2 separate regions of the Homo sapiens genome follow, and region 1 is linked to region 2. Evidence: read pairs that join two places in POLR2A ChIA-PET (ENCODE). Cell type or tissue: Caco-2. All regions are shown on one strand. Links, peaks and the distances in the headings refer to the core of each region. The heading gives the core; the rest is flanking DNA. Region 1 overlaps GIGYF2 (GRB10 interacting GYF protein 2). Region 2 overlaps NGEF (neuronal guanine nucleotide exchange factor).

The links. ChIA-PET counts read pairs that join two places held together with the same protein. Peaks named below come from ENCODE experiments on the same cell type or tissue, not always from the same donor. Only the 100,000 strongest peaks of a DNase experiment are listed, where the experiment ranks them.
Region 1: POLR2A ChIA-PET joins it to region 2 with 5 read pairs; 2 of 35 experiments call an interaction of 5 or more read pairs at or near these places.

Annotation. Positions count from the first base shown.
Region 1 is chr2:232,810,730-232,816,106 of GRCh38, reverse strand. It overlaps GIGYF2 (GRB10 interacting GYF protein 2), which reads right to left. Exons shown (of 29, transcript NM_001103146.3): 17 at 4,756-4,863; 18 at 3,616-3,716; 19 at 370-470. Among named protein-coding and RNA genes, the nearest start is that of KCNJ13, 37 kb to the right of the region's middle. In Caco-2, for the core only: no CTCF peak of the experiment used is centred there; no DNase peak of the experiment used is centred there.
Region 2 is chr2:232,888,770-232,894,146 of GRCh38, reverse strand. NGEF (neuronal guanine nucleotide exchange factor) reads left to right here. Exons shown (of 15, transcript NM_019850.3): 7 at 1,097-1,249; 8 at 2,660-2,789. Among named protein-coding and RNA genes, the nearest start is that of SNORC, 21 kb to the right of the region's middle. RefSeq lists enhancers at 1,655-2,263, 2,264-2,873. In Caco-2, for the core only: no CTCF peak of the experiment used is centred there; a DNase peak (open chromatin) is centred at 3,151.

The DNA of each region.
Region 1 (5,377 bases), core at 251-5,250, 78 kb after region 2:
AGATTCAATGGGAGAACTCATGCCACATATCAGGAGTCTCATAAACAATGTAGTGGATATTTTCTCACATTCTTGTTACTTATAACAAATGTTCATACCATGAATAATGTTACCTAAAATATATATGTGTCTATAATCAACAATGTGCCAACTAACCAAACCAAACATAGTAATTTAAATTCTGTTTTGAGTTTTTTTTTTTTGGGAGAAGAGAGCACAGTAAAGATACAATATGAATGTACTTATACCAGCTAAGCAGCAGTAAACTGAAAGTAAAAAGCATAGCTAGCTAGAGAGATGAATAAACAGCAATGTTTATGTCCTGCAGCCAGATGACAATGCACTGTTGCAGAAGAATGAGTTTCAGACCTTTGCAGCTTTGGCCTTCTCTAGCTGCTGAAGCTGTTCCAGGGCAGGGCCTGGTGTCGTGGTGTCCAGAGGAAGATCCCATACACTACCACCTTCCCAAACTGTAAGACAACAAAAGAAACAACGAGGAATGACAGAGCTTACACACATGGTGACATATCCGTAGGAATCATGAAAAAAGCTGCTTCCCTGTGCCTAAATGAGCTCCACCAAACACATCTGTTTTGCCTCTGAGAAGACTGAACTGCCAATGGACTCTAGTTTCTGTGAATATCCTTCAACACATCTAGAATGAAGGGAAGTACCAGGCATTTATCAGGGAATTAACTTCATCCTTACAAAGCCCTATAATGTTTCTATTCATACCCCCATTTTTACAGATGAACAAACTAAGGGTCAGAAGTAGTTTCTAACACTCCCAAGGGCACATGGCAAGCATGTGGTCATGCCAGGATTTAAATCCCAGTGTATTACACTCCAAAGCACATAGATTTCCAGCAACCTTACAGCCTCTCACTGCACACCAACTAGAGAGAAGTAGGTGGTTGCACAACATTGTGAATGCCACTGAAGTATTCACTTTAAAATGGTTAATTTTGTGTTAAATGAATTTCATCTCAATAAAGAGGGAGTGCAAGTAAGCATTACAGCTGGAGCTGTGGAGACCTCTGGAAAGGCCAGGCAGGTCTTACAAGTGAGACCTGGTCCTGCTAACCTGAAGGGCACTGCAAGATCACATTTGGAAGTAAACAAACAGATAATGGTTTCTGAGTTCATTTTCCTATTGCCAGCGAAGTTTTCTAGCACCACTTTTCAGCATTCTCTAATTTCTACATTCCTATCATAGTCTATTTATACACCATCAAATATTGTCTGTATAAAACCAATGGACTATTTTTAAAGGAACTTGACTGCATATAAACCCAAAGAGATAAATTGTTTAATACAGTACTTAAAAGTTTCCAAAACACTACAGAATACAGGTTGTGGATCCATTATCCAAAATGCTTGGGACCAGAAGCATTTCAAATTTTGGATTTTTTCAGATTTTGAAATATTTGCATATACATAATGAGCTATCTCTGGGATAAGATCCAACATAAAATTTATTAATCTTTCATATACACTTTATAGACATAGCCTGAAGGTACTTTTTTTTTGGGGGGGGGGGGTTTGAGGTGGAGTCTCACTCTGTCACCCAGGCTGGAGTGCAGTGGCGTGATCTCGGCTCACTGCAACCTCCGCCTCCAGGGTTCAAGCGATTCTCCTGCCTCAGCCTCCGGAGTAGCTGGGATTACAGGTGCCCGACACCACACCTGGCTAATTTTTTTTTATTTTTAGTAGAGATGGGGTTTCACCATCTTGGCCAGGCTGGTCTCGAACTTCTGACTTCGTGATCCACCCACCTCGGCCTCCCAAAGTGCTGGGATTACAGGCGTGAGCCACCACACCCAGCCAGCCTGAAGGTAGTTTAATGCAACATTTTTAAATAATTTGAGGCATGAAAAAAATGTTTGTGTTAAGTATTTACGTGTAAAATTGTCCAATCATGGGTTGGGCACCATGTCTCATGCCTGTAATCCTAGCAGTTTGGGAGGCAGAGGCAGGCGGATCACTTGAGGCCAGGAGTTTGAAATCAGCCTGGCCAACGTGGTGAAACCGTCTCTACCAAAAATACAAAAATTAGCCAAGCGTGGTGGTGGGTGCCTGTAATCCCAGCTACTCGGGAGGCTGAGGCAGGGGAATCTCTTGAACCCAGGAGGCAGAGGTTGCAGTGACCCGAGATTGTGCCACTACACACCAGCCTCAGCAACACGGCAAGACTCTGTCTCAAAAAAAAAAAAAAAAAAAAAAAATCCACTTGTGAAATCATGTCAATGCTCAAAAAGTTTTAGATTTTGAACCATTTTGGATTGTGGACTTTTGGATTAGGGATGGGTACTCAACCTGTATTCTTAACATCCTAACTATAAACGGCTATCAAGAAAAAATAAGGTACAAACAGCATGGAAAGTCGATGAGGGAAGACAATCATCCTTCTGCAATAATCTGCGGGGTCAGTGTTAACAACAGAACCATGACCTGAATGGCTCAACAGCTCTAGAAAAACTCCACCAAGGCCTATAGTTCTTGAGGATCTTCAACACCAACTATAATCTCTTGAAAGGACTACCCATGGACCAAACTATCCATCTCTGCAAGTATTTAGACCATAAGAAACAGAGGTGCTCGGCTGGGCGCAGTGGCTCACACCTGTAATCCCAGCACTTTGGGAGGCCAAGGTGGGCGGATCACTTGAGGTCACTTTGAGACCAGACTGGCCACAATGGTGAAATCCTGTCTCTACTAAAAATACAAAAATTAGTCAGGTGTGATAGCGTACACCCAGTCAGGTGTGATAGCGTAATTAATCCCAGCTACTTAGGAGGCTGAGGCAGAAGAATCGCTTGAACCTGGGAAGCAGAGGTTGCGATGAGCTGAGAACGCACCACTGCACTCTAGCCCGGGCAACAGTGCAAGAGTCTGTCTCAAAAAAAAAAAAAAAAAAAAGAAAGCAAAGAAACAGCGGTGCTTCACCCATACCAAGACTTAAAATAATCTCAACCCCAAATTTTCTAATTTGATGTAAAAATATAAAAATGAGAAAAGGTGCTCAATTCATAGCAGGTTTTTCTTTTCCCAAAATTTCTGGGTACCTACAGTGTTTGTTAACACCAATTACTTTTTTTTTTTTTCTTTCTTAGAGTTTTGCTCTGTTGCCCAGGCTGAAATGCCTTGGCATGATCATAGCTCACTGCAGCCTGGAACTCCTGGGCTCAAGTAATCCTCCCATCTCAGCCTCCTGAATAGCTAGCACTACAGGCACACACCACCATGCCTAGCTTGTATTAATTCCTAACTCAAAAGAATAGGTCACCATTACTATGTTTTTATGTATGCTTTTTTTCCCGATCTGGCTAAAGAGATCGAAAATAATTTAAATGATTTTTCCACACTGATCAGAACAACATAAAAGAGATGCTGACTCAAAAAAAAATCCACTAAATAAATTCAAACAAATCCTTAAAAGTATATTTTCAGTAACACCTTCAATATTGCTTGGATCTAGTAAAAAATGGACCTTTTGTTAATATCAAATACAAAATGGATTCAGAAACCTAATATATTTTTTAAGAACTGAATTGTAAAATTATTATTAGACTCTGAATCCTCAGAGTGGTACTAAAGGTTAATCTAAGTTTTTACCTGTAGGCTGTGAAGCTGTTGGCTGAAGCTCCCAGATAGAGCCAGTATCTGGCACGGACACAGACCTAGTTACTGAGGGAATGATGTTCTGATCAGATATTCTGCAAAAGGGAAATAAAAAATTAACTTGTTCTTGTCATTTGCAGGAAAAAAAAAAAAAGATGAAGAGGAATTTCTAGATTAGCAGGTTCTCCAGGTTATTTGGCTAGAAAACGCCTTCACTCTTTTACTAAAACTTAACACTACCAAAGCAGTTTGGGGTGGAACAAAGAGAAGGGCACAATGATCACACTTCTGGAATCCTCTATGGTAATACATATTGACTTCTAAATGATGGATATACCCACTGTATATCTATATCTTAAAAGATATGTATATCTTAAAGATACTGTATATCCGTATCTTAAAAAACCCAGATCATCTCAATAGAAGTCACAGAGACAGCATATTATAATGAAAAAAGGTCTGCATTTTAGTTCTGAGTTTCCTGTGTGTTACATTAATCAAGTCCTACAGCCTCTCAGAGTCCCAGTTTGCCCATCCATAAAATGGAGCTCCTACCACCTAAACTGCCTACCTCATGGGATGGGTTAAGGCTCAAAAGAAATATAAACAGTTTTGGCTTAATGAGACAATAAGATTTTTAAGAGCAGTGACTGATACTTGTTCAGGAGAAATATTACTCTGAACGATAATCTGAAACAGCAGAAATTTCTTCTAGACTTCTAGCATAATTTCCTTTTCCTTAGACCTACCTTAATGGCTTCTGAGTTCTAGAAAATTACAACCTTTTGTGGTGTGGCTAATACTTTGAGATACTATGAGTAAAAGTGAAATTAAAATCCTAGGCTACAGTTTTTCTGTCGCAGGTTCCACAAGATGACACTGTTTCTCAAGAGTTCCCATTATTCTTTGGTCTTTTGATTAATCAAAATTTATATCTATGAGTAAAAGACCAAATAAACGCTTATCTCCACCTGAAATATTTTTTTAAAATATACTTTTTTACATACAACATGCAGGTATGTGTTGGGAGTGTTCCAGTGCCAGAAATCACACACTATACCAGAATTTCTCCTTTCTTCTCTTTCTTTCACAACACATGCACCCCATATGACACATAATGGAATGACCACCAACCTCATCTTCAAGGTCTGAAACTGTTGAAGAAGAAGTGCCAACTGCTGCTGCTGCTGGGAAGACAGTGCTGCTTTCTGCTGTTGGGCCAAAACCTGTGCATATTGTTGTCTTCAAAAAGTAAAAAAAAAAGTATAACCTGTCAATCCACACTTAGTTCACATGGCTGAGATGCTGAAAGACAAAGTTCAATTCAAAGCCCCCCAGGAGACATTATTAGAAATAGCTATCAAATATATTTTATAATTCTTCATTATGATAATAGACACATAGAAAATTCTATGCTTCATTCTAGAAAGAACTGAACTCATAGATGGCGTGTTTCCGAGTGAAAGAGGATAGCAAAAAAATTCACAATTCAGTGCAAAGTGGTCTATTCAGAGAAAATATTTTTAAAATCACGAATGTCAAAAATTGGTAAACTCCAAAGATAACCTTTTATCAGAAATCAAATGAAAAATGAAACAGATTCAAATTAGTAGCTTTAACCATATGACGTACCCTTTGTAAAAAATGTAACACTTCTATAAAAATTCATACATTGATCGTCTTCAACTTGGAAAAATTTAGGTAATTTTTCTTCACTAGATCAGGGTTAAACTTTTGTAATGGGCCAGAGAGTAAA
Region 2 (5,377 bases), core at 52-5,051:
GTGGCCAGGATGAAAGAGCACTTACCATCCCCAGGGCAGGCCATGGAGTTTTGCAGCCAGAAGCCACATGGGGCTCAGCTGGGACAGTGCCTGGTGATCAGATGGGAAACCAAGGTGGGGCCCGGCGCAGCCCCGCTCTGAGCAGTGGGGATCCGCTCAGCATCACATGTGGCACCCTGGGAGCTGCTCACTCTCTGTGGGCCTCCAAGTGGGTCTCTCCTCCACACTGACACTCTCACTTCTGTTTGCAGCCCCCTCACCCCTTCGTGGCAGCGCCTTCTGGTGGGTTTGGGAGGTGATGGCTGACTGGGGCCAGAGTGGCCTGTGAGACCCCTGGGCTTCTGCTGCGGCACTTCTTTTTTATTTTTTTTGAGACAGAGTTTCACTCTTTTTGCCCAGGCTGTAGTGCAATGGTGCGATCTCAACTCATGGCAACCTCCGCCTCCTGGGTTCGAGCGATTCTCCTGCCTCAACCTCCCGAGTAGCTGGGATTACAGGCGTCCACCACCACACTCGGCTAATTTTTTGTATTTTTAGTAGAGACAGGGTTTCACCATGTTGGCCAGGCTGGTCTCGAACTCCTGACCTCAGGTGATCCGCCCGCCTCGGCCTCCCAAAGTGCTGGGATTACAGGCGTGAGCCACTGCGCCTGGCCCTGCCACGGCACTTCTGTCTTATGTATTTGTATTTTACTGTGGAAAATTCCAAACATGCAGAGGTAGATGTCCATGTGCGCTGCTCACCAGCGTCAGCAGTGGTCAGCCCAGGGGCCAGTCCCTACCCCCCAGGGGACCCTTCTGAAGCAGATCCCCATGGTCATCTATTTTATCCTCAAACACATCAGCACATACCTGAAAGATAAGGTCTCTTGGTGCTCCCAGCACCATCAGCCCCGTGAAAACACAGTCATTCTTCAAGATGACCAAATACACCACCAGTGCTCGGTGCCCCTGCCGATGGATCTTGTCGGCCTGTACGCTCACCGTGCACACTGCTATGTCCAATGTCCAAGTCAGGCTCGCATGCTGCCCTTGGTGAGACAATTCCCCACCCTACCCCCCGGGCACCCTCCGCCTCAAGCCGCTGCCTCTCGTAGGTTCCTCCTGGAGCTGGAGCACCGGATGGAGGAGAACATCGTCATCTCTGACGTGTGTGACATTGTGTACCGTTATGCGGCCGACCACTTCTCTGTCTACATCACCTACGTCAGCAATCAGACCTACCAGGAGCGGACCTATAAGCAGCTGCTGTGAGTGTATCCGGCAAGGGGCTCAGGGGCAGGGGGAGGTGCCCGGGGCAGCCATACCAGTGCTGGCCCAGGCTCCTTACACGGTGACACTTCATGGTCCTTTACCTCTGCGTTCCCAAGGTCCACATGAGCCACCGGAGTTGGCCAGGGATACTGGTGACAGTGTCCCAACCCAGCACGTTCTAGGGTGTATTGGTGTCACTAGAGAAACATTAGCCCAGCCAGACCCCAAGAGAATCAGCGTAGCATCCACTGGACCTGGATCCAATGGCTGAGCAGAGCACTGTGCAGTTAGAAAAGAGAGCTTGAGGTCAAGTGAGGTCATGTGGACAATTCAAAGCCCAGGACATCAGAGACGGGGCTTGAACTAGCGACAAGGGCAGGGACAGGATGGGAAGGAGCCTCGGTGGGGCTCCTCCAGCAGCGCCGGGGCATTGATTGCTAATCTGCCCATTTTGTAAACTTTCTCTGAGGTTTAGTTGACAAGGTAATTTTCCAGCCAGCGTGCCTCTTCTGAATTCTGCGCACTGAGGTTCGCACTTCAGTGCCTGGGGTTAGCCAGGGAGGCCGTCTTGGCTCCGCACAGAAGCACCCAGGGAGTTTTCCAGTTGTGGCGTCTGCACATTGCGCCTCACTGGCTTTTCCACCAAGACATGGAGTTCATGGTGCACGTTTCAAGCCTGAGTCTTTGGGCATTTGGATGTTTTAACAGTTGGTGAAGGAAAATTGGAATTGGAGGGAATGAGGATGCAATTTTTGAGGATAAACATTGAGAAGGCAAGCATGTGGCAGATTAGGAATCATTCACAGCACCCAAGAGCCTGCCGCTGTGGCCCCCGCCAGGCCGTGTGAGCACAGAGGCTGAGTGACAGGCTGAGCACCTGTCCCTGCCGTCCCTGCTGTCCCTGCTGTCCCTGCCGTCCCTGCCATCCCTGCTGACATGCATGGGGCCGAGCTCACCTCCAGCTCTCCCAGCCCTCATCAGCGCTGTGGCCCAGCCCACCGCTGAGCCCACCTGTCAGAAATAGTGCAGGCTGTCCTGGTGGTGTCTCTAGCCTGCTGCCCGTTCCTGTCACTACGTGGGTTTACCTTGCCACAGTTTCCCGCTGGGTGAAATCATCTAATTGTGCATCTGATTCACAGACTTGGCCACACAAGGAATCCTTATCCTCCCACACACAGCAGCATATTGTGCCAAGTCTTCAAGGCCAGGCATGTGAAGCCACTATTGTTATTTGACTTTTACGTGAACAGTCTATTTTCCTTTTGAAAAAAAACAAAGAAAGAAATCAACATGTTTTCTGAGCCCGTGGGTCGTCTGGATCCTGGGAGGCTGTGGATGGGGAGGAGGAGTCTCCAGTTCATGCCTCCTGCAGCTCAGAGACCTACTCCACCTGTCTGTGTCCCCAGCCAGGAGAAGGCAGCTTTCCGGGAGCTGATCGCGCAGCTAGAGCTCGACCCCAAGTGCAGGGGGCTGCCCTTCTCCTCCTTCCTCATCCTGCCTTTCCAGAGGATCACACGCCTCAAGCTGTTGGTCCAGGTACAGCCTCCTCCACCTGACCCACAGACGGGGCTTCCCAGGCTTTGCTGTGGTCATTCCCGGGCCCTGTCAGCTTTCTAGGAGGTCTACTGGTTCAACAGATACTAAGCTCCTCCCATGTGTGCCAAGCACGTTCCTGGGCAGTGAGGATGCAGCGCCTGCTCCCAGGGAGCCCATCGCAGAGGGGAGAGACCGAACCATGCACAGCCAGGAAGTGGGCATGGCCCTGGGGACAGCCAAATGGGCCGACACGACAGGGGTGGCTGGCTGGCCACTGCCAGTTGCAGCGATGGGGGCGGGTCAGGAAAGACACGTGACGTGTAAGCTGAGACCTGGCTGACAGGGAGGAGCTGGTGGGGGCAGGTAGAGGAAAGAACATTCCACGCAGAGGGAACCGCTTGTGCAAAGGCCCCAAGACTGCAAGGTTCATGGACAGAAAGGCCAGCAGCGATCTCGGGAACATGACGGGGACGGGAGTGGGTGTGGAGATGGGGACAGAGGCAGTTCCAGGGAAGACATTGGGTCCTGTCCTCAGTGTGATGGGAGTCACCTGATCGGACCCACTTTTAGGAGCTGGCCCTGGCTGCTCCAGAGGGTGACGGAAACGGGGAAGGGGTTACACTGGCCTGTGGGGCTGGGTCGGGGAGTGGGGGCCCGGCAGGGATGTCAGGGAATTGAAATCAGTGACTTGCTGAGAGAAGGACTGAGAGTGATTCCTCGGCTTTTACCTTGAGCAGTTTGGGGGTGTGCAGCCGTTGCTGAGATGGGGACGTCTTGGGGCGGGGAGGGCTCAGGATTCAGGGCAGGATGAACTGAGTTTGAGATGACTTTGGACAGTTCAGTGTCAGAGGTCAGAGTTAAAGGGAGAAGTTGGGCAGGACTCGCTGGCATCAAGGTGGTAATTAACCGAAGAGGCCGCCAAGGAAGGAGAGAAAGGTGCCTGAGACCAAACTCAGGGACGCAGCCAGGCCTGGGAAGGAGCAGCGGTGAGGGAGGTGGAAACCCACAGAGCTGGAGGCATGGGAGACTCAGGGGGATGGGGCTTCCAGAAAAGGGAGGCTCCAGCCAGGCCCAGAGGCAGGCCCAAGACCCCCTCCACCTGACAGGCCCAGTGAGGCAGGACAGAGACCCCCTCCACCTGACAGGCCCAGTGAGGCAGGACAGAGACCCCCTCCACCTGACAGACCCAGAATCAGGACTGAGACTCCCTCCGCCTGACAACCCCAGTGAGACAGGACAGAGACCCCCTTTGCCTGACAACCCAGTGAGGCAGGACCGAGACCCCCTCCACCTGACAGGCCCAGTGAGGCAGGACAGAGACCCCCTCTGCCTGACAGATGCTGGGGCCCTGTCTACTGATGCCCTGGGCAGAGGGAGCCATTGGCAGCTGGGCTGGTGAAGTGGACGGTATAGAGTGCAGCTGTGGCCCTGAGGAGCATGAGCTGAGGGGGACCTGGGAGCCACAGGTAGCAGAGGTCAGAGGTCAGACAGGTGAGAGGCCAAAGACCTAGGGGCAGCTACTCCAGAAAGAGCAGAATTACAGAGAGGAGGCCTGACCCAGGAGGAAAGGGTTTGGGAGCATGAGGCCAAGGAAGCAGTTGTCAGGAGAAGCCCCTGGCCCAGGGCTAATGGAGATACGAACGTGAGGGCAAAGCCGGGATGGCGACCCCAAACCGGAAGACACCTGTGATGAACGCAGTTCCGTGGGAAATATTTTTTTAACTTGGAAAAAGTGAAACAGAAGACAGTAACATTTCCTAATTATGCAGTGAAAAATATTTTAGGACATTTTATAGGGAAAGTGCATATATGAATATATTAAAACCTTAGCTTCTATAAGATGAAAACCAACAGTAAGATTAAAAGCAATGGAAATGCAGTGATTAGGAAATGGTGGAATGGGGACAGCTGGGGTGGGCACTCAGGGAAGGGCTCAGAGAAAGGGGTGGCGGGTCAGGGACCATTCCAGAGAGAACGGCAAGTCTCCACATCAGGCAGCATGCTGGGGACACACCGAGTGGAGGCTGGCGTGGGAGAGCACGTGCCAGGCTAAGGAACCCATACTGCCCTCCATCTGAGGCCACCAATGCCACCTGGTCAGATGCAGCTTTTATGCCTGTGAGAAAAGATGGCGTCTAAACCGTGCTGTTCAGCAGGGATTTGGAAGTAGGGGGACAGTTAATGACAGGCATGGTGGCCACATACAGGATGGAAAAAGCAGGAAGGTGGCTGTGGGTCTCGAAGGTCTCTGGCTTGGCTGCCAGGCAGAGGCGGGCAGGTGACCACAGGAGAGGCCTGGGCTGCTGTCAGGGGAGACATCTGTGCTGCCGTGGCACCCAGCAGCCGGGAGGACAGGTGGTTGGTGCCCAGATGCACCCAGCCTACTTACAGGACAAAAGCCAGTCAGAAAACGTGGGCATGGTGGGGACCGCTAAGAGGAAACCATGTGGAGTTTATAGAGCAATGTCAAAATCGTAATTTACAGGTGAAAGCAGTATGGGCATAATTTTTTGTTAACTGAAGAAAATTGAACAGTTGGAGAAGAGACTCTTTCTTACACTTTCATGGAGAAGACCAAAGTTAACAAA